Linked DNA regions of Homo sapiens: region 2 is linked to region 1. A link is a loop called in an ENCODE intact Hi-C map of the cell type or tissue named here. Cell type or tissue: psoas muscle. All regions are shown on one strand. Each heading gives the region's core, and the rest is flanking DNA. Links, peaks and the distances in the headings are about the cores only. Region 1 overlaps WDR4 (WDR4 tRNA N7-guanosine methyltransferase non-catalytic subunit). Region 2 overlaps NDUFV3 (NADH:ubiquinone oxidoreductase subunit V3).

The links. A loop is a pair of places that touch in the nucleus more often than their neighbours do. Peaks named below come from ENCODE experiments on the same cell type or tissue, not always from the same donor. Only the 100,000 strongest peaks of a DNase experiment are listed, where the experiment ranks them.
Region 2: a loop joins it to region 1, with 3 times the contacts of the local background. A loop is called at or near these places in 6 of 110 quality-filtered maps.

What each region holds. Positions count from the first base shown.
Region 1 is chr21:42,862,374-42,877,124 of GRCh38, reverse strand. It overlaps WDR4 (WDR4 tRNA N7-guanosine methyltransferase non-catalytic subunit), which reads left to right. Exons shown (of 11, transcript NM_018669.6): 2 at 358-423; 3 at 3,434-3,574; 4 at 13,529-13,685; 5 at 14,731-14,751. Among named protein-coding and RNA genes, the nearest start is that of WDR4, 9.8 kb to the left of the region's middle. RefSeq lists an enhancer at 10,623-11,318. In psoas muscle, for the core only: no CTCF peak of the experiment used is centred there; DNase peaks (open chromatin) are centred at 11,234, 11,527 and 12,129.
Region 2 is chr21:42,906,862-42,921,612 of GRCh38, reverse strand. It overlaps NDUFV3 (NADH:ubiquinone oxidoreductase subunit V3), which reads right to left. Exons shown (of 4, transcript NM_021075.4): 4 at 8,314-12,749. The coding sequence ends at 12,592. ERVH48-1 (endogenous retrovirus group 48 member 1, envelope) reads left to right here. Exons shown (of 2, transcript NM_001308491.2): 2 at 2,322-4,810. The coding sequence starts at 2,607. The coding sequence ends at 3,089. Among named protein-coding and RNA genes, the nearest start is that of ERVH48-1, 11 kb to the left of the region's middle. RefSeq lists enhancers at 5,835-6,341, 6,342-6,849. In psoas muscle, for the core only: no CTCF peak of the experiment used is centred there; no DNase peak of the experiment used is centred there; H3K27ac peaks cover 1,930 bases.

The sequences.
Region 1 (14,751 bases), core at 6,752-14,751:
AGTGGCTCACATGGGCCAGGCGCAGTGGCTCACACCTGTGAGCACTTTGGGAGGCTGAGGTTGGTGGATCACCTGAGGTTGGGGATTTGAGATCACCCTGATCAACATGGAGAAACCCCGTTTCTACAAAAAGTAAAAATTAGCTGGGAGTGCTGGTGCATGCCTGTAATCTCAGCTACTGGGGAGGCTGAGGCAGGAGAATCGTTTGAACCTGGGAGGCGGAGGTTGCGGTGAGCCAAGATCGTGCCATTGTACTGGAGCCTGGACAACGAGAGCGAAACTCCGTCTCAAAAAAAAAAAATTTGTTATTTCTCTCTAATGATAACTCCTTTTAAAATTATTGTTATTTCTCTTTAGTGATGATGACAGCCTCTTCATCTATGACTGCAGTGCTGCAGAAAAGAAGTCACAAGAAAATAAAGGGTGAGATGTGGGGAAGCTTTTTCAGGGCCTGCTTTAATGGTTCGATAATGGGACCAGAGGGTCTAAGAAGCAATTGTTGTCCTACTTGCTGAATTCTTAGCTTCTGTCACACAGTGGTGCAGATAAGTAGCACCTCAGGAGAGACATGTAAAAGTAACTTTTAGGTTAGGCATTAAGAGTACATTGTTGGCTGAGCACGGTGGCTTATGCCTGTAATCCCAGCACTTTGGGAGGCCAAGGTGGGTGGATCACCTGAGGTCAGAATTTCCAGACCATCCTGGCCAACATGGCGAAACCCTGTCTCTACTAAAAATAAAAAAGTTAGCTGGGCGTGGTGGCAGGCACCTGTAATCCCGTCTACTTGGGAGGCTGAGGCACAAGAATCACTTGAACCTGGGAGGCGGAGGTTGCAGAGAGCTGAGATTGCGGCATTGCACTCCAGCCTGGGGAATAGAGCAAGACTCTGTCTCCCAAAAAAAAAAAGAGTACAGTGTTAGTGCCGGGTGCGGTGGCTCATGCCTATAATCTCAGCACTTTGGGAAGCCAGGGTGCTGACTGAGGTCAGAAGTTCAAAGCCAGCCTTGCCAATGTGATGAAACTCCATCTCTACTAAAAATAGCCAGGCATGCTGGTGGGCGCCTGTAGTCCCAGCTACTTGGGAGGCTGAGGTGGGAGAATCACTTGAACCTAGGAGGCGGAGGTTGCAGTCGGCCGAGGTTGCGCCACCGCACTCTCCAACCTGGGTGACACAGCAAGACTCCGTCTCAAAAAAAAAAAAAAAAAAAGCACAGTGTTAGGACTTTTCTAAATACTTTTAGTTTCTGTCAGTAATCACATCTTACTGGCTCCTTGAAGTAATGGTTGAAGGCGGGTGTAGGAAGTTAACTTCAGCTAATTGAGATATAAAAGTAGAGCATGTGAGTGTTTCGTATGGTGGCTTTCTTTAGTTATCATTGGTATTGTGGCTCAGTTTGTTTTATCGTTATTATTATTTTTTGAGACAGGGTCTCTCTGTTACCCCGGTTGGAGTGCAGTTGCACAAACATAACTCCCTGCAGCCTCGACCTCCTGGGTTCAGGTGATCTCCCGCCTCATCCCCCTAAGTACCTGGGACTACAGGCACATGCCAACATACCTAATTTTTTTTTGAGATGGAGTCTTGCCCTGTTGCCAGGCTGGAGTGCAGTGGCGCTATCTTGGCTCACTGCAACCTCCACCTCCCTGGTTTAAGTGGTTCTCCTGACTCAGCCTCCTGAGTAGCTGGGACTACAGGCACGCACCACCATGCCCGGCTAATTTTTTTTTTGTATTTTTAGTAGAGACGAGGTTTTACCATGTTGGCCAGGATGGTCTCGATCTCCTGACCTCGTGATCCACCTGCCTTGGCCTCCCAAAGTGCTGGGATTACAGGTGTGAGGCACCGCGCCAGGGCTGCCTAATTTTTGTAGTTTTTTGTAGAGACGTGGTTTCGCCATGTTACCCAGGCTGGTCTTGAACTCCTGAGCTCAAGCGATCCTCTCGCCTTGTCCTCCCAAAGTATTGGGGGAAATTCAGCCAGATATTGGGCAAAATTCACCCCCGATATTTCACGTAGGTTCTTTTCAATTTTCCCTAAGCGTCGGCCGGTTTGAGAAATAAAGGGACAGAGTACAAAAGAGAGAAATTTTAAAGCTGGGCGTCCGGGGGAGACATCACATGTCGGTAGGTTCCGTGATGCCTCCTGAGCCGTAAAACCAGCAAGTTTTTATTAGGGATTTTCAGAAGGGGAGGGAGTGTACGAATAGGTGTGGGTCACAGAGATCACATGCTTCACAAGGTAATAGAATATCACGAGGCAAATGGAGGCAGGGCGAGATCGCAGGACCACAGGACCGGGGCAAAATTAAAATTGCTAATAAGTTTCGGGCACCACTGTCATTGATAACATCTTATCAGGAGACAGGGTTTGAGAGTAACCGGTCTGACCAAAATTTATTAGGCGGGAATCTCCTCATCCTAGTAAGCCTGGGAGCGCTATGGGAGACTGGGGCTTATTTCATCCCTACAGTCTCGACCAGAAGATGGCCACACCCAAGGGGGCCATTTCAGAGGCCCACCCTCAGGGGCGCATTCTCTTTCTCAGGGATGTTCCTTGCTGAGAAAAAGAATTCAGCTATATATCTCCCATTTGCTTTTGAAGGAAGAGAAATATGGCTCTGTTCCGCCTGGCTCACCAGCGGTCAGAGTTTAAGGTTATCTCTCTTGTTCCCTGAACATTGCTGTTATCCTGTTCTTTTTCAAGGTGCCCAGATTTCATATTGTTCAAACACACATGCTCTACAATTTGTGCAGTCAACGCAATTATCACAGGGTCCCGAGGTGACATACATCCTCCTCGGCTGACAGGATTAAGAGATTAAAGTAAAGACAGGCATAGGAAATCACAAGGGTATTGACTGGGGAAGTGATAAGTGTCTATGAAATCTTCACAATTTATGTTTAGGGATTGCAGTAAAGACAGGCATAAGAAATTATAAAAGTATTAATTTGGGGAACTAATAAATGTCCATGAAATCTTCACAATCCACATTCTTCTGCCATGGCTTCAGCTGGTCCCTCCGTTTGGGGTCCCTGACTTCTCGCAACACCAAAGTGCTGAGATTATAGGTCTGAGCTACCATACCTGGCCTGTTATTAGTATTGTTAATGTGAGTTTATCCCTGCCTCTAGCCTTGGGTTAGTCCTTGCCCATGAGGAAGAGGGCCATGTGTCATTGAGGGTTCTTCCAGCTTAGCTCTCTGGGTTCTGGCATGTATGCTGGGAGATTTTCTGTTTAGTTAGGCTTCATGCTGATAAAATTAGAGCTGTTTTGAACTTCCCCATGTCCCTTTAATATGTCTGTATTTTGGCTACGTGATCCCCTTAACAGTTTCTACCTCCTCCCATGTTAGAAATTACCACGCTGGCCAACAAGGAATGCAGCCTTATTTCCTTAGGTGAAGCTTAACCGTCTTCCTCCTCTCTTCCTCAGGGAGGACGCGCCCTTGGACCAGGGGAGCGGTGCGATTCTGGCGTCCACCTTCTCCAAGTCTGGCAGCTATTTTGCTTTAACCGATGACAGTAAGCGTCTGATTCTTTTCCGTACAAAACCATGGCAATGTCTGAGTGTCAGGTATGAGATGCTAACGCTGGATTCTTAAGATGTCGAATGCACACCTTATCCTTGCATGCCTGTAGCAATAGTGACCATAACATGGTGATAAGGGTGATAAGTGGTTGACACGGAGCCGCAGTTCAGTGCCAGACACCACTTTCAGTGCCACATGTGTGTTGGCTGATCTGATCCTCACGGCAGTTCTGGGAGGGTGCAGGGGTGCTGTTCTGTCCCACGCTGGGTGGTGAACAGTTAGATAGCAGACTCCGATCAGTGGGCTCGGAAGACAGAGCCGGGCCCTGCTGCTGGTCCCTCCACCTACAGTGTTGGTGCCCCTGTTTTCCAGGGCAGTCCTCTGTCCTTGTGATTAGCAGGAACAAGGCTGTGAGCCTGCCCTGGAGAGTGATAGGGATTTGGGGTCTGTTGAGGGGTCTGTACCATAGTATTAAGCTAGGTGGGTTTAGTGCACATATGTCTGAGTATCTGAAGAGTGGATGGGGAGTGGATCCGTGGGGATGGGGAGGCCAGTAACTCTGGCAAGAACGGGAGATATCGCTATGCCTTGCCCTCTTACTTAGCAAAGTCCGGAAAGGTTCTTCTGCCTTCCCTATTCCTCCTTTTTTATTTTTTTGAGACGGAGTTTTGCTTTTGTTGCCCAGGCTGGAGTGCAATGGCGCGATCTTTGCTCATCGCAACCTCGACCTCCCGGCTTCAAGTGATTCTCCTGCCTCAGCTTCTCCAGTAGCTGGGATTACAGGCACTTGCCACCATGCCCGGCTAATTTTTTGTATTTTTAGTAGAGATGGGATTTCACCATGTTAGCCAGGCCAGCTCTTGAACTCCTGACCTCAGGTGATCCGCTGGCCTCGGCCTCCCAAACTGCTGGGATTACAAGTGTGAGCCACTACACCCGGCCTGTCTTTAAGATTTTTATTTCATCTTTTTTTTTTTTTTTTTTGGAGAAGGGTCTCATTCTGTCACCCAGGCTGGAGTGCGGTGGTGTGATCTTGGCTCACTACAGCCTCCGCCTCCCAGTTTCAAGCAATTCTCCCATCTCAGCCTCTCGAGTAGCTGGGACTATAGGTGCACACCACCATGCCTGACTAATTTTTGTATTTTTTGCTGGAGACAGAGTTTCACCACATTGGCCAGGCTGGTCTCCAACTCCTGATCTCAGGTGATCCACCCGCCTCAGCCTCCCAAAGTGCTGGGATTACAGGCATGACCCACCGCTCCCAGCCTCATCTTATTTTCAAAGAGAAGAGTAAAAACCCAAATTCAGCTGGGTGCAGTGGCTCCCACCTGTAATCCTAGCACTTTGGGAGGCCGAGGCAGGCGGATCGGATCACCTGAGATTAGGAGTTCGAGACTAGCCTGGCCCACATGGCAAAACCCCGTCTCTACTAAAAATACAAAATTAGCTGGGCATGGTGGTGCGTGCCTGTAGTTCCAGCTACTCGGGAGGCTGAGGCAGGAGAATCTCCCGAACCTGGGAGGCGGAGGTTGCAGTGAGCCGAGATCATGCCGTTGCACTCCAGCCTGGGTGAGAAGAGCAAAACCCCGTCTCAAAAAAAAAAAGCCAAATTCTAGGTGGCATCAAAAGCAATGAATGCCTGCTCTGTCCTCTCTTCCAGTCAGGTTAAAAAGAAAGCCCTGAAACGCTGCATCATTTCTACTCTATGTGTTTTTGTGTATACGGGTTTTACTATATATGTTTTTATGTATATGTGATTTACAATATGTTTTTGTGTCTTTGTGTATCAGGTAGGTAATAGATGCACATGGTTTAAAAACTTAAAACACAACAAAATTAAACCAAAGAGTATGCGTCAGTCTCCCTTCTTACCCACCTTCTGGCTCCTTTCCCATAGGCAGTGATGGTTTCCCAGTAGGAAAATGACTTTTAAATGCATGTCCCTACATGTCTGAGTTATAACTGATAATAAATGGCTGCTTCCACCTGACTGCTGTGGATCGCGTCATCTTTATCTTGAAAGGCCTGTGAACGGCATCCTCTTGCTAAGATAGCCACATGAGTAAGTCATTTAGGACCTAGAATAGAGAAGATGGGAAGTGTTTTCAGGATTCAGGGTGAATGCCTCAAGGTGGCCTTGAGGTGTCCTGCTCTGAGCCCCTCCACAGGGATCTCTGCAGGTGGCAGGGGCTTTCTAGTAGGTTGGCCTTGACTTTGGGTTTCTTGGACAACCTGTGGGAAGGAGGGATGGACAGGTTTTCACCTCTCAGTGTTGAAAGAAGATAGTAGTTGTCCTAGTCTGCTTGGGCTGCCCAACAAGATACCACAGACTAGGGGCCTTAAATAACAATTTTCTCACAGTTGTAGGGGCTGGAAAACCAAGATCAAGGGGCTGGCAGGACAGGGCTGGTTCCTCTGAGGCCTCTCTCCTTGGCTTGCTGATGGCGTCTTCTCCCTATGTCCTCACAGAGTCGTCCTTTTGTGTCTATGTCCTCATTTCCTGTTCCTGAAAGGACACTGGTCAGATGGGGTCAGGGCTATCCCAATGACCTCTGTTTCACCTCTGTAAAGGTCCTATCCAAATACAGTTACATTCTGAGGTCCTAGGTAGGTCAGGGCTTCAACATAGGAGTTGTGGTTTGGAGGATTCAGTTAAGCACATAACAGTTCATTTTGCCTTTCGGACACTGGCTGCTGTAGAGAGCTTTCATAATTCACATGAGATTCTCAAAGGGGGCTTGGACTCCCAAAAGTTAAAAATGAAATGATCTAAGGGAATCTGATGGTAATTTTTTTTTTTAATTTGAGACGGAGTTTCACTCTTGTTTCCCAGGCTGGAGTGCAATGGCGTGATCTCAGCTCACTGCAACCTCTGCCTCCCAGGTTCAAGCAATTCTCCTGCCTCAACCTCCCAAGTAGCTGGGATTACAAGCATGTGCCACCACGTCTGGCTAATTTTTTGTATTTTTAGTAGAGAAGGGGTTTCACCATGTTGGCCAGGCTGGTTTCGAACTCTGACCTCAAGGTGATGTACCTGTCTCAGTCCCCCAAAGTGCTAGGATTACAGGAGTGAGCCACTGCGCCTGGCCTGGTAATTCTTTTCCTAAAGTAAAGGCCCTGGCTGAGCTTTGGCATAGGCATAGTGCACAAGAGCCGCTTGGGTGTCTTGTGAAAGCACAGACTTTGTGATTCATTTCATCTGGGCTAGGCCATATGCTCTGTGATTTCTTTCTTTCTTTGTTTTGAGACAGAGTCTCGCTCTGTCACCCAGGCTGGAGTGCAGTGGCCCAATCCCGGCTCACTGCAACCTCCACCTCCCGGGTTCAAGCGATTCTTCTGCCTCCGCCTCCCGAGCAGCTGAGATTACAGGCACTTACCACCATGCCCAGTTAATTTTTGTCTTTTTAGTAGAGATGGGGTTTTGCCATTTTGGCCAGGCCGGTCTTGAACTCATGACCTCAGGTGATCCGCTGACCTTGGCCTCCCAAAATGTTGGGATTACAGGCGTGAGCCACTGAGCCCAGCTACAGCAGTTTTCTTGACTATCCCTCTACTGGTGGTCAGCATTTTTTTTTTTTTTTGAGATGGAGTTTCGCTGTTGTTGCCCAGGCTGGAGGGCAATGGCACGATCTAGGCTCACTGCAACCTCCGCCTCCTGGGTTCAAGTGATTCTCCTGCCTCAGCCTCCCGAGTAGCTGGGATTACAGGCATGCACCACCACGACCGGCTAATTTTTTCTATTTTTTTAGTAGAGATGGGGTTTCACAATGTTGGCCAGGCTGGTCTTGAACTCCTGACCTCAGGTGATCCACCCACATCGGCTTCCCAGGGTGCCGGGATTACAGGTGTGAGCCACTGGCGCCTGGCCAGAAGAGCAACTCTTTATATACTTAAGAATCATTTGTGTTTTGTAAACTTTTTTTTTTTCCATATCCTATGTTTTTCCATTGGGGTGTTGTTTATTTGTAGGAGCTCTTTATATTTGGACACTTTAGTTTTACAAAATAAGCCCATCTCCCAAAGTGTGGCTCTCAACATGGCCTTTCTCACACGGCCTTTCTGTGGCACAGGTGTGTAAGGTGAGCTGCACCGGTAACCACTGAGACTGGATTAGCATTTTCCAATACCCTTGCCTTAGCTGACAAAACTTCAAAGCCCTGGGGTCAAGAACAAGTGCAGAGCTGAGATCCACGTGCCGATGTGTACACGGATCTCAGACGTGATCCAGTTACTTAGACAACAGTGGAGTGTGTGGGTTCCCGTTCAGCTATGGTGAGTGGGGTTGTAGAAGTTGGGAGTGAATTCTCACTTGTCTGCTTCCCCTGGAGTACAGTTCGGTGTCCTCTCATGCTACCTTTTGCCTTTTTTATCCTTTGGTTTTGGTCCGTACAGAAAATTGGAAACCACTGAGAAGTACAAAATGAGAGCAAGAACAAAAACCACCCTGAATTTCACCACCCAGAGCCAGAGTATGGGATGAGCACTGGGGCCAGGCCCTCCTCCTCCTCTCTGCAGATGGATTACAGGATTTGCATGTGTTACACTGTAGTGGTGGCATGTGCTAGCCTATAGCCTGTTCCCCCCCGCCAGGGCAGTGTTGACAACACTGTGTCATTCCCTGTAGCTGAGTTGTTACATTGTTTGCACTGTTCCACTGCTCAAATGCTAGTGTTTCCTTGTACCTCTTCCTGCCTTTAAACTTCGGGAAGTTTGAGCCAGAGCAACTGGGACAGCAGAGGTGTGGACAGTGTGGGTTTACTGGCACCAATGTGTGACAACAGACACGGCGAAGCTTCCCAAGCCTTGGTGTCCAGCGGTTTCCTTGGGGTTGATCACATGCTGTGGGGGTGGCTGACTTTTAGTTCCCAGCCCCTCCAGAGGTGGAGTGGACACCTTGTGGCCCCAGGCCCCTGCCCTAAATCACGTACTTAGGCTGCCTGTGGGGCCCAAGGCCCCTACTCTTGGAGATGAGGCCAAAGGCAAGGTTAATTCTTCACTATGCAGAGGGTGTACCCTGTGCCAAGGCTTTTGATGTCTGGTACCAGACACCATTTGAGGAGTAGCCACTGCCTGCAGAGGGTAGGGGAGGCTGGGTCTGGCCGTGTGTGCCGTAGGCCTGGCTGGTGGTGGGGGTGAGCGGGCAGGGAGCTCACTCGTGTCTTGAAGACGCTGACTCTTTCAAGTCTGGACAGTGCTGCGGCTGTGAAGTTCTGAGGTTGCCAGAAAGATGGAGACGTGGGTGGAATGTCACCTTACTTCAATGTGAGCTTGCTGTCCAGAGGTAGTGTCTCACTTTGAACTTGGGAGAGAGGGGATGTCCAGTCTGCCTGCCCGCTGTGTCCTGGTTCCTAACAGTGGAGCTTCTTCACCCTGATGGAAGCGCGGAGGCCCAGGGCTCCTCCAGGGGTTCTGACTCCTCCAGAGGGACGGGGCCTCTGCTCCTGGCATCGTGCATGGCCCAGAGGAGGGAGGAATCTAGAATTCTCTCCACTCAATGTGGTTGCCTGTGGCAGTTGGCTTCTTGGAGGAGGTCATTTGAGGTTGAGAGCTCCATGAGTTGGGACTCGTGGTGGATGCAGATACCGCTGCAGGCTGGGCGGGTGGGGGGCCTCTTCATCCTTGGTTGTAGGTGCTTTGCCAAGAGGGAGATGTCTTGCTGTGTTGACTCGTCTTTTGAAGGTTGTGTGCTGGTGTGATTCTCTTTATGGAAGCACCTGGTAAAACTCTGGGAGGCTGGCATGGTGGCTCATGCCTGTAATCCCAGCATTTTGAGGGGCCAAGGTGAGAGGATCCCTTGAGGCCAGCAGTTCGAGGCCAGTCTGGCCTCAACATAGTGAGATCTCGTATCTACAAAGAAAAAAAAAAGCACAAGTCCAAGAGTGGGCAGTGCATCTAGTTTAAGTACCCCTAATCTGAAATTCACAATCCTCCAAAATCCGAAATTTTGTGAGCATAGGGAAGATGCTCAAAGGAAATGCTCACTGGAATGTTTCGGATTTTGGATTTTTAGGTTAGGGATGCTGAGCCAGTAAGTATTTGCAAATATTCCAAAACCTGAACAAATCTGAAGTGCAAAGCACTTTTCGTCCCGAGCATTTGGGATGAGGGATGGGCAGCCTGCAGCATGTGAGCAAAGAGCAGTGTTTGGCTCTTGGCAGTGCCCCTTTACCTGTGCGTTCACTTTTTTTTTTTTTTTTTTTTGGTGGAGCGGAGTGTCTCTTTGTCACCCAGGCTGGAGTGCAGTGGCACGGTCTTGGCTCACTGCAACCTCCACCTCCTGGGTTCAAGCGATTCTCCTGCCTCAGCCTCCTGAGTAGCTGGGATTATAGGAATGAGCCACCACGCCTGACTAATTTTTATATTTTTAGTAGAGATGGGGTTTTGCCATGTTGGCCAGGCTGGTCTTGAACTCCTGACCTCAGGTGATCTGCCCACCTTGGCTTCCCAAAGCTCTAGGATTAGAGGCGTGAGCCACTGCGCCCGGCCTGCTCTTGGTTTTGAAAGTGATGTCAGCAGTATAACTTCGTGTAGGAAATGTTTGCCTTAGGTGGTGTGGAAGATGGACCATGTGATTTGATGCAGTCCAGGCAGCAGATTACAAAATCCCGCCTCGATGGTGTGGCTTGGGGTTTCTCCTGACCTTGGTGTAGGGCACGCCTTGCTGCCTCCCCTTTCTCTAGTTGAACTGCAGGACAGTGGGTACAGTTGTGAAGTTACTGCCACTTTCAACATCTCTTGGCAAATTCCTCAATAATCTTTTTAAAATTCCTTTAGAATTGTGGGTTTGTGAACTTTTCAGCATCGGGTGGAGTGAAATTGTTACCCTTTCTCTCAGTGAGAAATTGGAGGGGATTATTGTGGCAGGAGGAGTAGGTTTGGGGGATGCGAGTGGGGCAGGGAGAGGGGCATAGGGTGAGTTTTATCAGGAGCTGCTTTCAAGGAGAGGACTAGGGTGAGTGGAACCATGCTGAGCTGGCAGGCAGCACCCTGTGGCTGGTCCGCAAACATGGGGGCTGCTCCCCACACCTGGAGGCTTTTTATGCCTCTTAGATCTCAGACTCTTAGATCTGATGCACCCGCTCCCCAGAAAACCGCCCACGCTTAGCACATCCACCTCCATTCAGTTTTAGAGGTTCCATGTACTCCTAGCCTCTCTGCATTTCACTGAGGCCCTGCACCGCTGCAGGATGCCCCTGAGCTGGGCGAGACCCTAGGCTCTGTCCCATGGTTGCTTTGTTACTGTGCTGCTGCTGGGAAGCTTCCTGTTGAAGGGTTTTGAGGCGTAGCCAAGATGGAAGTTGTGGGCAGCAACGATTCTTTCCCAGGTAGCAGTTTAGAACCGCAAGGGACGGAGGGCCTGCCACCTGGGCAGTCAGGAGACTCTTGGCCCGAGGGACTGAGGCCAGGTTTTCCAAGCCGAAGATGAGGACACAGGGTGACGAGTGATACATTGATTTTGACATGTGTGTTTATGAGGGAGAAATCCTCCCAGTGGAGTCTGTGTTTCCGAAAACAACTGTGAGAGCCACGGCAGCACGTGGGAAAGGCAGAGCCAGAGAACCATCTGATTCGCTCTGCCCAGGGGGTGGAGAGAGAGCACCTGGCTGCTGGAGTGTGGGTGTGGATGGTGCCTGGTGTCCTCAGTGCCCTGTTGGGGCTGCCCAGGCGGCTCTCTGGAGGGGGGCTTGGGGCAGTGCCAACTCAGTCTGGGAGTTCAGGGCTCAGCCACTCGACTCCTGGCAGAGAACGGAGGGTGTGGAGATGGGTGGTTACTTGCTAGGTTCTGCTGGTCTCTGGGCCCTGAACCCAGTGACTGTGGAGGGAGTGCTGAGACCCGAGACCCGAGACCCTGCACAGGCTGGGGGTTGGAGGGCGGGCGGGGTTGTGCCTCAGCTAGGGTGACAGGCCGGCTTGCCATTGGTCCAGTGACCTGCCCCATTCTGTGACCTCCCTTGGATCCTAGCACCCAAGCCTGCGAGTAAGGCTCAGCTGCGTCCTAGAATCGGTGCCAGGATAAGCCCAGCTGGAGAGGCTGGGAGCCTCCGGCTGGGGCAGGACAAAGGGACGCGGAGCAGTGCCCTCTGCTGAGCTGGGCAGGAGGCACGGTGTCGGGGGCCATCTGTGCCACACGCCTTCCAGCCAGGCTGGGGGGATGAGCGCCCTGTGAGTCCAAGTCCATCCCCCCTCCCTGTGGCATCCTCTTGGGCTGCTCCTCTGTGCCACCATGGTCGTGTTTGTGGCAGCTGCTTAATGAGCCCATCGGACATTGGGGGCTGTGTCGCTGGTGCAGTGCAGGGCTGTTTGTTTAAATTGCAGTGCACCCTGAGAATTCTGATTAATCTTGCCCCAGAGCGTAATTATCTTTCTTTGTCCTTGTTTTCTCTGTGTTTACCCCGTTATACTTCCCTTCTGCCTCCCTTCTGCAGCTCTGCTGCACAGCTGTGAGGGAGGAGGAGGGATGCTGCTTCCAGCCTGGGGTGTGGCCCAAAGGTCCTGCCTGCCCTTTTCTGTCTTTTAGTCCCTCTGCCCCTGAGAGAAACATAGGGGCCTCATTGAGGACAGCGTTCCTGAAGCTTCCATCTCAATTTCCAGCCGCAGTGGGCCGGGCGCCCTGTACTTGTCTGCCTGGTGTTGGCTGCGTATTGGGCAGTGTGTGCTGCCACAGCCCTGGGGGTGGGGAAGCAGGGCTGGCTGCTGTTCTGTAGTGAGGCCCTGTGGCTAACTGCGTGTGTGGGAAGCTGTGCTACAACTCATATCTATGTAAAATAGAACATATGGGTCCCTGCCTTGTGGAGAGGACATAAATACGGGACGATTCCAGTAGAAATGATGTGGAAATGAGAGCCCCAGGAAGTAGTGTAGCCCTGAGCCCTGGCGAAGGAGAGGGAGCGAACTGTGACTTTGGTTCTTGCTGAAGCAGTGTGCAAACGTGCTGCATCCGGAACTCTGGTGCATCCATGACTCTGGGTCGGGGTTGGATTCATGGATGTGCTGATGTGGATGTGGACTGGGGGGAGCGCAGGCCTCTCACACGCTGGATAACCGAGCTTCCTCCCGAGGAGGGTAGGGTGCTGCCTCACTGCTGCCCTGGGCTGGGTCCTGCCCTGAGGGTGGCCAGGCCCCTCCATCCCTCTGCAGGGCATGGGGCACGGCTCTCTGTCTGAGGCTCCTGGTTCGACGCAGCAGAACGAGCAGCAGGGGTCAGTGTGGGTCAGGGGAGCGGCAAGGCTGGGGGGCCCTGGAGACTGGTGCCTGCCTTTGTCCTTGACAGTGGCCCCCAGCACACTCAGCGTTTATGGAGAGGGCCGTTGTCTCCCTCAATGCATGATGAAGACTCTGGGGTTAAGGAACCATTCCCCCATTTCTTGATGACAGTTTTCAAACACACAGGAAAGTTGAGGATTTTGTCACGCATTTATCCACCACCTAGATCCCACCATCAGGAGCAATTTTCTATTCTTTTCTTTTTTTTTTTTTTTTTTTTTTTGAGACGGAGTCTCGCTCTGTCGCCCCAGGCTGGAGTGCGGTGGCGGGATCTCGGCTCACTGCAAGCTCCGCCTCCCGGGTTCACGCCATTCTCCCGCCTCAGCCTCCCGAGTAGCTGGGACTACAGGCGCCCGCCACCACGCCTGGCTAATTTTTTGTATTTTTAGTAGAGACGGGGTTTTCACCGTGTTAGCCAGAATGGTCTCAATCTCCTGACCTTGTGATCCACCCACCTCGGCCTCCCAAAGTGCTGGGATTACAGGTGTGAGCCACTGCGCCCGGCTAGGAGCAATTTTCTTAAAGAAAAACGTTGTGAAAGTAAATTTGTCGAAGGCATTGGCTTTGTTCCAGTTGTTAGCATTGCTTAATTTTTTTGGCACCACCTTCAGCAGCTGGAAAACAGAGCATATGGCCAGGTACCGGTGCCTGCCACCGCCCACGTGGCCTGCCAGGCTGTCGAGGACCCTGCGCTGCTCCTGGAAGCTAATGGGGGTGTCTTTCTGGCCTTCTAGGACCGTGGCAAGGAGGTGTACAGCCCTGACTTTCATAGCCTCGGAGGAGAAGGTCTTGGTGGCCGACAAGTCTGGAGACGTCTACTCCTTTTCGGTGCTGGAGCCACACGGGTGTGGCCGTCTAGAGCTGGGGCACCTGTCTATGCTGTTAGATGTGGTAGGTGGGGGACGTGGTAGGTGGGGGACATGGCAGGTGTGGGACACGGTACATGGGGGACGTGGCACGTGGGGCATACGCTGAGTCAATGTCTACCCTGTCAAGGCTCAGGCACCTGTCCATGCTGTTAGACGCAGTACGTGGGGGACATGGTATGTGGGGTACAGGCTGAATCAACGTCTGCCCGGTCTGTGCCCCAGCGTTTGGTGGGGAGAATGGGGCTCCCCCGTAGCAGGGACAGCCCTCTGCAGATTTGGGAGCAGGGGAGTGGTGGGAACAGGATTTAGGAAGGTGGAGCAGACAGCAGGGAGAATGAAGAAGGCAAGTGAGACAGGAGGTGGTCAGTAGGTGGCCCCAGGTTGGAAGTGAAGGTGTGGGAGGAGCAGGTGCAGCCACGAGCCTCTGGCTCCGCCTCCTTGGCCGGGAGCTGTGCCAGGTGCTGTAGGAGCATCACCTCAGCACTGCTCCCAGCAGCCCCTGTCACCCCACTCTGTGTGCCCCGTGTGTCACAGACACACACCTGGAGCCCCAGAGGGCGCAGGCCCACAGCCCGGGTGGTGGAGCTGGGATTGGACGCACACAGGGACAGTCAGGAACAATGGCGAGTGTGGGGTATCAAAGGGAACCTCACTGGGACTTGGTGACAGATGGGTGTGGGGACATGTGTGACAGGAAGGCAAGGAAGGCAACCCAGTGTTGGGCAGGAGGGTGCAGCAGGCCTGTGGCGGGTGGAAATGGGCGTGGGGCCTGGATTTGCCAAGGTGCGGGAGACAGGCAGGCAGGGGTGGCACTGCCCCACCCCAGAAGCCTGCTCTAGCACTGAGGAGTGAGGGCTAGAGGTGGCCAGGGACCCTCTGGGGAGGGAGAATGAGGGCCACCAATTAGACGTAGGGACGGGAGGAGGGGAGGAGCCACGCTGGTCTGTCCTCGAAGGCCTCATCCTCTTGGCGGCCAGGCTGCAGCTTCCCTGCCTTCTTCCATGAGGGACTTGATTCGGGAAGACTCAGGTGAGCGGCTTTTTCTTTTCTGGCCCCTGGTGATGCAGGCTGTGAGTCCTGATGACCGC
Region 2 (14,751 bases), core at 2,427-10,426, 49 kb before region 1:
GTAGCCCCTCTCAAAAAGACTGCAATGCCCATACTATCTCTCTTTTAAACTTCTGGCAGAGTGGGGGTATCAGGTATCCCCTAAAAAAGCGCAAACATGCACCCCCTCAGTCATCTATCTAGGCCTAGCTCTTACCCCATGAACCCAAGGGCTCATAACAGACCACATATCCCTCTTCCAGTCCCTCCCGCCTCCGCAAACTAAGCAAGAAATTCTCTCTTTTCTAGGACTAGCGGGATATTTCAGGCTCTGGGTTCCCTCCTTCGCTCTACTAGCCAAACTGTTATACCAAGCTGCTAAAGGCCCTCTCCATGAGCCTTTAAACCCTGCACAGCCTATTACCCAACCTTTCTGCCTACTCCAGAAGTCTGTCACCCCAGTCCCCATCCTCACCCTCCCAGACCTCACCAAACCTTTCTCCCTCTATCCTGACGAACGGCATGGAGTCGCACTACGTGTTCTAACCCAGTCTAAGGGACCCGCCCTCCAGGTTGTTGCCTACCTCTCTAAACAGCTCGAAACCACAGTTCTCGGATGGGCTGCTTGCTTCCAAGCACTGGTGGCAGCTGCTGTCCTCACCCTTGAAAGCCTAAAACTATCTCTTGATGCCAACCTAACAGTTTAGTCAGCCCATAGCATCAAAGACATGCTAGCTCACCGCAGCGTACTAAGTCTCATCTCTGCCCCACGGCTCCTCCAACTGTATGCTTTATTCATAGAAACCCCCCAAATCACCGTGCTAACCAGCTCCTGTCTAAACCCGGCCACACTCTTACCTGAAGCCACTACCTCCCAAGACCCTGCACACTTCTGTGTGGACACTGTTCAAACTTTTCTTACCTTTTCCACACCTAACAGACCAACCCCTTCCAGATGCCTCCTTTACTTGGTTTGTAGATGGCAGCTCCTTCCTACATCAAGGATGCCAACATGCTGGCTATGCTATAGTGTCACCCACCCACACTATTGAAGCTAATCTGGTCCCCCTAGGAACCACCTCCCAAAAGGCTGAACTCATCGTCCTCACTTGAGCTCTCACTCGAGCAGCTGGACATGTATTCAGATTCTCATTATGTGTTCCACGTAGTGCACTCACACTTGTCCATCTGGAAAGAAGGGGGTTTCCTAACTGCAAACAACACCCCTGTCATGAATGCTCTCATCAGCAAGCTCCTTCAGGTTGCCAGGCTCCCGCAGAAACTTGCCATCATTCACTGCAGGGGCCACCAAACCCCAGACAATCCTATATTGGCCAGAAATGCTTTAGCAGATAGAGTAGCCAAACAAATGGCCCTACAACCCGTGCAAGGCCAGTTTCTTTCCCTGTCCTCGTTCTCTCCTCTTTACTCCCCAGAAGAAAAGGAGGACTGCCAAGCCCAAAACCTTCAAAAACAAGGACCACGGTATGTCAAGGAAGTGCGCTTCGCTGTCCTCACTCTCAAACAATCCCTGTCCTCCAAAGCCTCCACAACTCTTTCCATGTCGGGTACAAACCTGTCCTGCAACGTCTCTGCCCTATCCTCATTTGTCCTCGTCGGGTACAAACCTGTCCTGCAACGTCTCTGCCCTATCCTCATTTGTCCTCATCTTTCCAGCCGTGTTCGAGAGGTCACCCAGTCCTGCTCTATCTGCCACTCAATGTCACCCCAGGGTTCCCTCTGGCCACTGCCTTTTCCTACCCACCAAGCCCAGGGCAAGGTACCCGGGCAGGATTGGTAGGTAGACTTATTCACATGCTGCCCCATAAATGGCTCCACTATCTTCTAGTCTTTGTCTGTACTTTCTCCAGGTGGGTAGAAGCATTCCCAACAACTTCAGAAGGTGCAAATATCATCACACAAACTCTCAACATGCATATAATTCCCTGTTTCAGACTCCCAACATCCATCCGGTCCGATAACGGGCCTGCCTTTATCAGCCAAATCACCCAAGGCGCCTCTACATCCTTGGGAATAAAATGGGTTCTCCACACACCCTACCGGCCTCAATCTTCAGGCTAAGTTGAAAAGGTCAACTCTGTCCTTAAAGCCCAACTCACCAAGCTCACTCTAGAAATCTGCCAGTCGTGTACGAGAAGTCTCCCTTTCGCCCTCATGAGACTCTGGCAACACCAAAGGCAGCCTTTTTTTATAGTCCCTTTGAGATCATGTATGGCCGAACTTTTGTCTTAGAGCCTCCACCCTTAACAGACTCTGAGCCACTCAGGAATTACCTCCCCTCCTTAATCCAGACACGGTCTTTCACTCGTGAAGCAGTGAGTGAGGCCATGCCTCTCCCTGCCGACACCTCCTTATCCTCTCAACATCATAACTGTCTTGCAGGCACAGACGTGTTTATCGGCCAAACTGACCCTCACAAAAAGCTACCACCGAAGTGGACAGGCCCCTACACTGTGATACTCAGCACACCAACTGCAGTGAGAGTCCGAGGACTCCCCAACTGGATCCATCGCACCAGGGTCAAGCTCACCCCCAAGGCAGCTTCTTCCTCCAAAACATTAACAGCTAAGTGTTTGTCTGGGCCAATTTCTCCTACCAAGTTTAAATTAACCAACATTTTTTTCTTAAAACCAAAACACAAGGAAGACTAACCACGTGCTTCCAGGAATGGCCTGTATCTACCCAACCACTTTCTATACCTCTCTTCCAACCAAAAGTCTTAATATGGGAATATCCCTCACCACGATCCTAATACTGTCAGTAGCTGTCCTGCTGTCCACAGCAGCCCCTCCGAGCTGCCGTGAGTGTTATCAGTCTTTGCACTACAGAGGGGAGATGCAACAATACTTTACTTACCATACTCATATAGAAAGATCCTGTTATGGAAACTTAATCGAGGAATGTGTTGAATCAGGAAAGAGTTATTATAAAGTAAAGAATCTAGGAGTATGTGGCAGTCGTAATGGGGCTATTTGCCCCAGAGGGAAGCAGTGGCTTTGCTTCACCAAAATTGGACAATGGGGAGTAAACACTCAGGTGCTTGAGGACATAAAGAGAGAACAGATTATAGCCAAAGCCAAAGCCTCAAAACCAACAACTCCCCCTGAAAATCGCCCGCGGCATTTCCATTCCTTTATACAAAAACTATAAGCAGATGCATCCCTTCCTAAGCCAGGAAAAAATCTGTTTGTAGATCTAGGAGAACCATTGTGCTTACCATGAATGTGTCCAATTGTTGGGTATGCGGGGGAGCTTTATGAGTGAACAGTGGCTGTGGGACGGGATAGACATTCCCCCTTACTTACAGGCATCCCAAAACCCCAGACTCACTTTCACTCCTCAGGAATGCCCGCAGTCCTGGACACTTACCAACCCAGTATGAGGGACGGTGTGCATATCCCGCAAGTGGACTGATAAAACCCATCGCGCCGTAGGTGAAAACCCGTCACCAAACCCTAACAGTCAATGCCTCCATAGCTGAGTGGTGGCCAAGGTTACCCCCTGGAGCCTGGTCTCCTTCTAACTTAAGCTACCTCAATTGTGTCTTGTCAAAAAAGGCCTGGTACTGTACGAACACCACTAACCCTTATGCCGCATACCTCCGCCTAAGTGTACTATGCGACAATCCTAGGAACACCAGCTGACAATGGACTGCCACTGACGGATTCCTGTGGATATGGGGAACCCAGGCTTACTCACAGCTACCTTATCACTGGCAAGGTACTTGCTTCCTAGGCACAATTCAACCTGGATTCTTTTTACTTCCGAAGCAGGCGGGCAACACCCTCAGAGTCCCTGTGTATGATAACCAGAGAAAAATGATCCTTGGAGGTAGGAGGGAGCCAAAGATTGTGAGAGGACGAGTGGCCTCTGCAACGGATCATTGAATACTATGGTCCTGCCACTTGGGCAGAGGATGGTTCATGGGGTTATCGCACTCCCATATATATGCCAAATAGAGCGATTAGACTACAAGCTGTTCTAGAGATAATCACTAACCAAACTGCCTCAGCCCTAGAAATGCTCGCGCAACAACAAAACCAAATGCGCGCGGCAATTTATCAAAACAGGCTGGCCCTAGACTACTTATTAGCAGAAGAGGGTGCGGGCTGTGGTAAGTTTAACATCTCCAATTGCTGTCTTAACATAGGCAATAATGGAGAAGAGGTTCTGGAAATCGCTTCAAACATCAGAAAAGTAGCCCGTGTACCAGTCCAAACCTGGGAGGGATGGGACCCAGCAAACCTTCTAGGAGGGTGGTTCTCTAATTTAGGAGGATTTAAAATGCTGGTGGGGACAGTCATTTTCATCACTGGGGTCCTCCTGTTTCTCCCCTGTGGTATCCCATTAAAACTCTTGTTGAAACTACAGTTAACCTCCTGACAATCCAGATGATGCTCCTGCTACAGCGGCACGATGGATACCAACCCGTCTCTCAAGAATACCCCAAAAATTAAGTTTTTCTTTTTCCAAGGTGCCCACGCCACCCCTATGTCACGCCTGAAGTAGTTATTGAGAAAGTCGTCCCTTTCCCCTTTTCTATAACCAAATAGACAGGAATGGAAGATTCTCCTCGGGGCCTGAAAGCTTGCGGGATGAATAACTCCTCCTCCTCAGGCCCAGTCCCAAGGTACAAACTTGCACCAGCAGCAAGATAGCAGAGGCAGGAAGAGAGCTGGCTGGAAGACACGTACCCCCTGAAGATCAAGAGGGAGGTCGCCCTGGTACTACATAGCAGTCACGTTAGGCTGGGACAATTCCTGTTTACAGAGGACTATAAAACCCCTGCCCCATCCTCACTTGGGGCTGATGCCATTTTAGGCCTCAGCCTGTCTGCATGCAGGCGCTCATTAAAACAGCATGTTGCTCCACACCGCCTCATGTTGTCTGTTGGCGCGCTCTCGGGGTTCCAACCAATGCAAGAGCCTTGCACTGATGACATGTCCCCAGGGTGGTTGGGCCACAGCTTGGTTTTATACATTTTAGGGAGATATGAGACACCAATCAATATATGTAAGAAGCACCTTGGTTCTTCTGGAAAGGTGGGACAACTTGAAGCAAAGGCAGGAACACTCCAAGCGGGGAGGGAGCTTGCTGGGCACAGAAAGGTGAGACACTGGAGGCTGCATTCTTTTGAGTTTCTGATCAGCCTTTCCAAAGGAGGCAATGAGATATGCATCTATCTCAGTGAGCAGAGGAGTGACTTTGAATAGAATGGGAGGCAGGTTTCCCTTAAGCAGTGTCCAGCTTGACTTTTCCTTAGTGATTTTGGGGCCCAAAATATTTTTCTTTCACATGGGCAACATGGGAGGATCACTTAAGCTCAGGAGCCAGAGGCTGCAGTGAGCAGAGGTCACACCACTGAGACGCTGTCTCAAGAAAACAAAACTAGGCTGGGCACGGTGGCTCATGCCTGTAATCCCAGTACTTTGGGAGGCTGAGGCAGATGGATCACAAGGTCAGGAGTTTGAGACCAGCCTGACCAACATAGTGAAACCCTGTCTCTACTAAGAATACAAAACACCCAGGGAGGCGGAGGTTGCAGTGAGCCGAGATCGAGCCACTGCGCTCCAACCTGTGCCACAGAGCGAGACTCTGTCTCAAAAAAAACAAACAAACTAAACCAAACCCACTTTTAGGCCTGGAGTAGTGGATCACGCTTGTAATCCCAGCACTTTGGGAGTCTGAGGCAGGCAGATTGCTTGAGTCCAGGAGTTCGAGAGCAGCCTGGGTAACATGGTGAAACCCCATCTCTACAAAAAATTTTTTAAAAAGCTGGGCATAGTGGTGCACGCCTGAAGTCCTAGCTACTCTGGAGGCTGAGGTGGGAGAATCGCCTGAACCCAGGAGGCGGAGCTTGCAATGAGACGAGATCGAGCCACTGCACTCCATCCTGGGTGACAGACTGAGACCCCTTCTCAAAAAAAGAAAAACAACAAAATATCACTGAGCTCCAGCCGGGACAGAGTGAGACCCCTTCTCAAAAAAACAAAAACAAAACAACAAAATGCCACTTGTAACTGCAGCTAATCACAGCATGGATATTCGGGGCCATTTGAGTCAGTGCTCCTGGCTTGCAGTCCATAAACTTGGCCCAGAGAATCTCCACTTGCACGAGTTTTGCTCCTGCTTCTGTTTTCTGTTTTTGAGACAGAGTCTCGCTCTGTTGCCCAGGCTGGAATGCAGTGATGTGATCTCGGCTCACTGCAAGCTCCACCTCCCAGGTTCATGCCATTCTCCTGCCTCAGCCTCCTGAGTAGCCGGGACTACAGGTATCTGCCACCATGCCCAGCTAATGTTTTCTATTTTTAGTAGAGACAGGGTTTCACCGTGTTAGCCAGGATGGCCTCGATCTCCTGACCTTGTGATCTGCCCGCCTCGGCCTACCGAAGTGCTGGGATTCCAGGCGTGAGCCACTGCGCCCGGCCTCCTAAAGTGCTGGAATGACAGGCGTGAGCCCCCGCGCCTGGCCACCCCTGCTTCTTCCTTTAGGTCAGCACCTGCTAGGTTTAAGACATTGTGGGCGGGGACAACAGAAGGGATATTTTCAACCTTTTTTGGTAAGAAGAGTTGTTTCTTTTTTCTTTTTTTCCTCTGCCCTATCTTATAATGCTAAAAGAGTTGCTTCTTTATTTTTATTTATTTATTTATTTTGAGACAGGGTCTCACTATGTTGCCCAGGCGGGTCTCGAACATCTGAGCTCGTGACCCTCCCATGTCAGCCTCCCAAAGTGCTGCGATTCCAGGCATGAGCCAATGTGCCTGGCCAAGAGTTGCTTTTTATTTTATTTTATTTATTTATTTAGAGATGGAGTCTTACTCTGTTGCCCAGGCTGGAGTACAGTGGCATGATCTTGGCTCACCGCAACCTCCGCCTCCCAGGTTCAAGCAATTCTCCTGCCGCAGTCTCCCAGGTAACTGAGATTATAGGCCAGCGCTATGATGCCTGGCTAATTTTTGGGTTTTTAGTAGAGATGGGGTTTCACCATGTTGGCCAGGCTGGTCTCGAACTTCTAACCGCAGGTGATCTGCCCACTTCGGCCTCCCACAGTGCTGGGATTACTGGTGTAAGCCACCACGTCCGGCCTCCAAGTTTCTATTTTACATTTCTCATCTCCATCCTGCCAAGTGTCTATTCCGCACAGTACTGACTCATTTGCTCTGAAGGATGAGCTGAGGAGTTCTCCTGGGCTACCTCCCAAGTTCCTATTTGTGTCCTCCAGGTTCTTGGTTTATCTTCTGTTTACTTGTTAGGGTTTATAACACTCTCATTCTGTCTTGTAATCTCCATAGTTGTTTAGCCTTAATTCACAGGCAAATAGGTTCTAAGGTCTCCCCCAGTACTACTGTGGCCTTCAATTCTTGATTTTTTTCTTTTTTTTTTTTTTGAGATGACTTTCGCTCTTGTTGCCCAGGCTGGAGTGCAAGGGCGTGGTCTTGGCTCACTGCAACTTCTGCCTCCCAGGTTCAAGCGATTTTACTGCCATAGCCTCCCAAGTAGCTGGGATTACAGGCGCCCGCCATCATGCCCAGCTAATTTTTGTATTTTTAGTAGAGACGAGGTTTCGCCATGTTGGCCAGGCTGGTCTGAAACTCCTGACCTCAGGTGATCCACCTGTCTCGGCTTCCCAAAGTGCTGGGATTACAAACATGAGCCACCGTGCCTGGCCCAATTTTTGAATTTTTAATGTTAGTTCATCTCTTGTTTGGCTGGATTTCACTGTCTAGTTTTCCTCCCACGAAGGGCTTGAGGAGGTGAGAGTCTCTGAATACAGGCAGTTGAAAGATGGCATATATGGGCCAGCACGGTGGCTCCTGCTGTAATCCCTGCACTTTGGGAGGCTGAGGGGGAGAGATAGCTTGAAGCCAGGAATTTGAGACCAGCCTGACCAAAATGGTGAAATCCTGACTCTAGTATAAACACAAAAATTAGCCAGGCGTGGTGCCGTTTCCTAAAGGATTGGCCTCAGCCACTTACTCAGCCTGAGGCTGCTCTGAGACTGCAGTGGAGAGCCAAGGGGCTGTGGCTTCCTCAAACCCAGATGCTGCTTCAGCCCCGGTGCCTCTCACACCCATCCGGAGGCCTTGAGGACTGCCCCGCAGGGCTCCCTCCACCAGTGCCCTGTGCTCCTGGCAAAATCCCTTTCGACATCCAGGTTAGGCATCATGTCCTTCAAAGCCTTCTCTGATGAATCCCCATCTTTGCCTCTCCCCAGACAGCTCCCCTGCCTCTGCCTTCTACGTCTGTTATCCGGCACATCGCCATGCATCTGTCTCTCAGCTGCCCCCTTTCCCAGGCCATACACTCAGAGAAGGCAGGCTGTCTCGATCACGTCTGAACCCGTGGCCGAGGCATAGTGCCTAGCATATAGTAGGCATTTCAAATAATGTTTATTACAGACAGGTCTCTAAGGGTGAAAATTACACTAGAAGGAACACTGTTTTAGCAGTTGTGAATTTTTTATATCCTATTGCTTCAGATCCGTTCTAGAATAAAGGCCAAGGTCAGGGGGAAAGGGAAGGAGGGTCAGGGAGAGAAGGTGGTAGAACCAAGGAAGCTGAGCACTTAAAACACCCACTTATTTAATTTAATTAATTAATTTATTTTTTGAGACGGAGTCTTGCTCTGTCGCCCAGGCTGGAGTGCAGTGGCACAATCTCGGCTCACTGCAAGCTCTGCCTCCCGGGTTCACATCATTCTCCTGTCTCAGCCTCCCGAGTAGCTGGGACTACAGGCGCCCACCACCACGCCCGGCTAATTTTTTTTTTGTTTTTTTTTTTTGAGACGGAGTCTTGCTCTTTCGCCCAGGCTGGAGTGCAGTGAGGCTATCTCGGTTCACTGCAAGCTCCGCCTCCTGGGTTCACGCCATTCTCCTGCCTCAGCCTCCCAAGTAGCTGGGACTACAGGCGCCCGCTACCATGCCCGGCTAATTTTTTGTATTTTTAATAGAGACGGGGTTTCACCGTGTTATCCAGGATGGTCTCGATCTCCTGACCTCGAGATCTGCCCACCTCAGCCTCCCAAAGTGCTGGGATTACAGGCGTGAGCCACCGCACCTGGCCAATTTTTTGTATTTTTAGTAGAGACAGGGTTTCACCGTGTTAGCCAGGACGGTCTCGATCTCCTGACCTCGTGATCTGCCCACCTCAGCCTCCCAAAGTGCTGGGATTACAGGCGTGAGGCACTGCGCCCGGCCTCCAACAGAACGTGGGAAATCACATAGACCCAAACAATGGCCCCTTGGGTGACCACTGTATTGCCACCAGATGGACTATCAAGAAATCATCTGCAGTGATAGCTACAAAATGCAGAGCTGTGCTTGGTGCTGGCTATTCGGTTTTAAGCCCTTCCAATGGGTGGAGGAGAGTAAACCAAAATCCCAGAAAGACTAGCCCAACAGGACTAGTTCTAAGGGAAGAACTTTATTTTTTTGAGACGGAGTTTTGCTGTTGTTGCCCAGGCTGTAGTGCGATGCTGCAATCTCCACTCACTGCAGCCTCTGCCTCCTGGGTTCAAGTGATTTTCCTGCCTCAGCCTCTTGAGTAGCTGGGATTACAGGCATGCACCAACACGCCCGGCTAATTTTGTAATTTTAGTAGAGAGGGGGTTTCACCATGTTAGTCAGGCTGGTCTCAAACTCCCAACCTCAGGTGATCCATCTGCCTCAGCCTTCCAAAGTGCAGGGATTACAGGCATGAGCCACCGCGCCCAGCCAGGAAAGAACTTTATACAAGTCTCATGCTTTATCTTAAAAATATATGCAAATCAAAATATATTCATGTTCATTTTAATATTAAGGGAATTTCCATTTCCAAAGCATCACCGCCCATCACAGTAGTTCCACGGATCCCAGCTTGAGAACTATTAAATGAAAAACCAAAAAATGCAAATAGCAGGATAGAAAAGTTGTAGGTACATTAAAATGGTTACACCTACCACCACCACTGGGGAATCCTGTAAGATGTTAATGGCTGGGAATGGGGGCTCACGCCTGCAATCCCAGAACTTTCTGGGGCCGAGGCAGGCAGATCTCTTGAACCCTGTCTCTACAAAAAATAGAAAAATTAGGCGGACATGGTGGCCAGTGCCTACAGTCCCAGCTACAAAGTGGGCTGAGATGGGAGGATTGCTTGGGCCTGGGAGGACGAGGCTGCAGTGAGCTGAGATCGCACCACTCCTCCGGGCAAGAGTGAGGCTGTCTCAAAAAAAAAAAAAAAAAAAAAAAAAAAAAAAGGGTGGGTTAGCATAGTGGATTTTAGGTAAGTTTACTATTTTCTTTTTGGTAATGTAGTTTTACCACTTTTATTATAAAAAATGTGTTTAGAAGAATCTGGCTGAGTTGCTAAGTCTCCCGTGTGGTAACACAATTTGAGGCAGATGACCACAATACTAGTTTTCAATTTTGATATTTAAAAAAAAAAATTTTTTTTTGAGATGCAGTCTCACGCTGTCACCCAGACTGAATGCAATGGCATGATCTCGGCTTACTGCAAACCCCGCCTCCCGGGTTCAAGCGATTCTCCTGCCTCAGCCTCTTGAATAGCTGGGATTACAGGCACGCACCACCACAGTTGGCTAATTTTTGTATTTTTAGTAGACACAGGGTTTCACCATGTTGGCCAGGCTGGTCTCAAACTCCTGACCTCAAGTGATCCATCCGCCTTGGCTTCCCAAAGTGCTGGGATTACAGGCGTAAGCCACCGTGCCCTGGCCCTCACCTACATTGGTTACTTTCTCTAAGTCAGACTGGGGGTCTGTCTCTGCAGAGTGCTGGGGGAGCGTGCTCCATGTGATGCACAGGAGCCCCCCACATTGCCCCCAAAGGTGTGACTTAAAGTTATCTATCACAAGGGATGGGAGGTTACTTGGCCAACCCAGAAACCCTAAATAGGTAAAATAGCTCATTGAGTGCCTGTGGCCAGCGGGGAGCAACTTCGTCCCTGCACCGCACAAAACTTCACCTCTTCCTACTCCGTCCCTGCACCGCACGAAACTTCACCTCTTCCTACTCCGTCCCTGCACCGCACGAAACTTCACCTCTTCCTACTCCGTCCCTGCACCGCACGAAACTTCACCTCTTCCTACTCCGTCCCTGTACTGCACGAAACTTCACCTCTTCCTACTCCGTCCCTGTACTGCACGAAACTTCACCTCTTCCTACTTCGTCCCTGTACTGCAAGAAACTTCACCTCTTCCGAATCTCACCAATGAAAATGTCCTCAAGTTTATATAAAATATCTAACAGAGGCAAACAAAACAATTCCCTTCCTTTTCTGATGGTAAAATACTGCAATACAATTTGTTTGCAATGCAGTAGTTAAAATTAGTAACATTCCTGTTCCTTTTTTTTGATTGAGTTTCACTCCTGTTGCCCAGGCTGGAGTACAATGGCACGATCTTGCTCACTGCAACCTCCGCCTCCCAGGTTCAAATGATTCTCCTGCCTCAGCTTCCTGAGTAGCTGGGATTACAGGTACCCACTAGCATGCCTGGCTGATTTTTGTATTTTTAGTAGAGATGGGGTTTCACTATGTTGGCCAGGCCGGTCTCAACTCCTGACCTCAGGTGCTCCACCCGCCTCGCCCTCCCAAAGCGCTGGGATTACAGGAATTATCCACTGCACCTGGCCAAAACTCCTGTTTCTAATGATCAAAAACCAGGGCTGTAGGATTAGAAGTCACTATTACTGGCTGGGTGCAGTGGCTCACGCCTATAATGCCAGCATTTTGGGAGGCTGAGGCAGGTAGATCATGAGGTCAGGAGTTTAAGACCAGCCTGGCCAAGATGGTGAAACCCCATCTCTACTAAAAATACAAAAAAAATTAGCCAGGCATGGTGGCGTGAGCCTGTAGTACCAGCTACTCAAGAGGCTAAGTAAGGCAGGAGAATCACTTGAACCCAGGAGGCGGAGGTTGCAGTGAGTTTAGATTGTGCCGCTGGACTCCAGCCTGGGAAACAGAGACTCCATCTCAAAAAAAATAAAAGAAGTCACTATTACATTATTGATACTCAGCTGATAATCAGTTTAATGCGAAATTGACTAGGCTGAGCACAGTAGAATCACACCGCTCTAAAGCACTTAAAATTCTCTAATTATATGGATTTGCCCAGTGATTCATAACCTTAGAGTTTAAGAAAAATTCCTTGCACATAGTAGATATTCCAAAATATATGTTGGATAATCAGTGTTACTGTTGCTAATTCACCACTCACTGTAAAAAGTGTGAAAGTGGCCGGGCGCAGTGGCTCACGCCTGTAATCCCAGCACTTTGGGAGGCGGAGGTGGGCAGACCATCTGAGGTCAGGAGTTCGAGACCAGCCTGGCCAACATGGTGAAACCCTGTCTCTACTAAAAATACAAAAGTTAGCTGGACCTGGTGGTGAGTACCTGTAATCCCACCTACTTGGGAGGCTGAGGTGGGAGAATCACTTGAACCCAGGAGGCGGAAGTTGCAGTGAGCCGAGAATGTGCCACTGCACTCCAGCCTGGGTGACAGAGTGAGACCCTGTCTCAAAAAAAAAAAAAAAAAAAAAAAGGTAAAAGTGAAACCGATTATGCACAGCGGGCCTTGTGACTCTTGAGTGGATTTTATTTTTGCACTCCAGGATGCAGTGAAGACGGTGGAAGGTTCATCTTCACACCGAGGGCCCTCAGTGTCGAGGTGACTCCCGGCCTGAGGAGGGCTGAGGCATCCTGAATTTTGAGAGTTCGAGGTTGAGGTCTAAGAAGGTGTACGTGCTGTAGTCATGATGCTGCAGGTTCTTGTAGGTAGTGTTGTCAAACGGCTCAGCAGGCACTGGGGCTGGCTCTGCGGAGGAAACACGATGCCCATGAGACCAACACAAGGACAGCTCTTTATGAATGACTCGGCTCACACACAGGCGCTTACCTACCAAGCATTCTTCATCATCCCTATCTGTGAACAGCTCTTTATGAATGACTTGGCTCACATACAGGCGCTTACCTACCAAGCATTCTTCATCAACCCTATCTGTGAACAGCTCTTTATGAATGACTCGGCTCACACACAGGTGCTTACCTACCAAGCATTCTTCATCAACCCTATCTGTGAACAGCTCTTTATGAATGACTCGGCTCACACACAGGCGCTTACCTACCAAGCATTCTTCATCAACCTATCTGTGAACAGTTCTTTATGAATGACTCGGCTCACACACAGGTGCTTACCTACCAAGCGTTCTTCATCAACCCTATCTGTGAGGAACAAATTGTCTAATTAAAAAAGAAAAGCCTACAAAAGCCACAGTAAAGAAAAAGAAAGATATTACTTGGAAGTTTATTCTAAAACATACAGCCTTCCAATTTAAGAAATGGAATAGTTATTACAATGCGTTTTTTTTTTTGAGATGGAGTCTCACTCTGTTGTCTAGGCTGGAGTGCAGCGGTGCGATCTCAGCTCACTGCAAACCTCCACCTCCCAGCTTCAAGTGATTCTCCTGCCTCAGTCTCCCAAGTAGCTGGGATTACAGGCGTCTGCCACCACGCCTGGCTAATTTTTGTATTTTTAGTAGAGACGGGGTTTCACCATGTTGGCCAGGGTGGTTTCGATTTCCTGAGCTCAAGTGATCTGCCCGCCTCGACCTCCCAAAGTGCTGGGATTACAGGCGTGAGCCACCATGCCAGGCCATACAACGTGTCTTAACATCTTAGTTTGTATACTTCTAGGCTTCTCAAAAGTTTGAAAATGCCTAGAACAATTATAGCAGGACTTTCAGGTAACTTAGAGATGCATGATAAAATCTACCTCTATTAGAAATCTGGGCTGGGCATGGTGGCTTACGCCCATAATCCCAGCACTTTGGGAGGCCGAGGTGGGAGGATTGCTTGAGCTCAGGAGTTCTAGATCATTCTGGGCAAAATAGTGAGACTCTGTCTCTACAAAGAATAAAAAATTAGCAGGGGCCAGTAGCAGTGGCTCACACCTGTAATCCTAGCACTTTGAGAGGCTGAGGCGGGCAGATTGCTTGAGGCCAGGAGTTTGAGAGCAGCCTGGCCAACAAGGTGAAACCCTGTCTCCACTAAAGTTACAAAAGTTAGCAGGTGTGGTGGCATACTCCTGTAATCCCAGCTATGTCAGGAGGCTGAGGCACAAGAATTGCTTGAACCCAGGAGGCAGAGATTGCAATGACCTGAGACTGCATCACTGCACTCCAGCCTGGTGACAAAGTTAGACTCTGTCTCAAAAAAAAAAAAAAAAAAAAATTAGTAGGGCATGGTGGCACACCTGTAGTCTCCAGCTACTCAGGAGGCTGAGGTGGGAGGATTGCTTGAGACTGGGAGGTGGAGGTTGCAGTGAGCTGAGATCACATCACTGCACTCCAGCCTGTGGGACAGAGCACGTCTGTCAAATAAAAAATTTTTTTTGAAAAGCTTAAACTAAAGGAGCCTTCTGAATCTCTGATACAAGAAAATTAGATAAATTCTAATAACAACAACACAGCATTTAAACATTTGGTAATTCGAAACTACAAGTAGGGGTTGAGGCAAAAGAAGTACTGGTCTCCTGCAGCAGGACACACAATATAACATAATGGCAAAATCAAAACCAGCACGGGAACACAGGCTGATATTTGGGTTAAGATTTGTACTGACTCAATTTCTGTAAATCAGGTCATTAGGTCTGTCTTAACTTCCATTCATGCTCCACAAAAAAATAACCTAAATACATTTATTTTCTCACTATTTCAATTAATATCAAAAGCTCTGTTTTTCATTTTTAAGTTACGTTAAGCAAAAACGATGTCTCATTTAAAGAGCTGGCATCCTTCCAATCTCCACAAGGTGAGTAT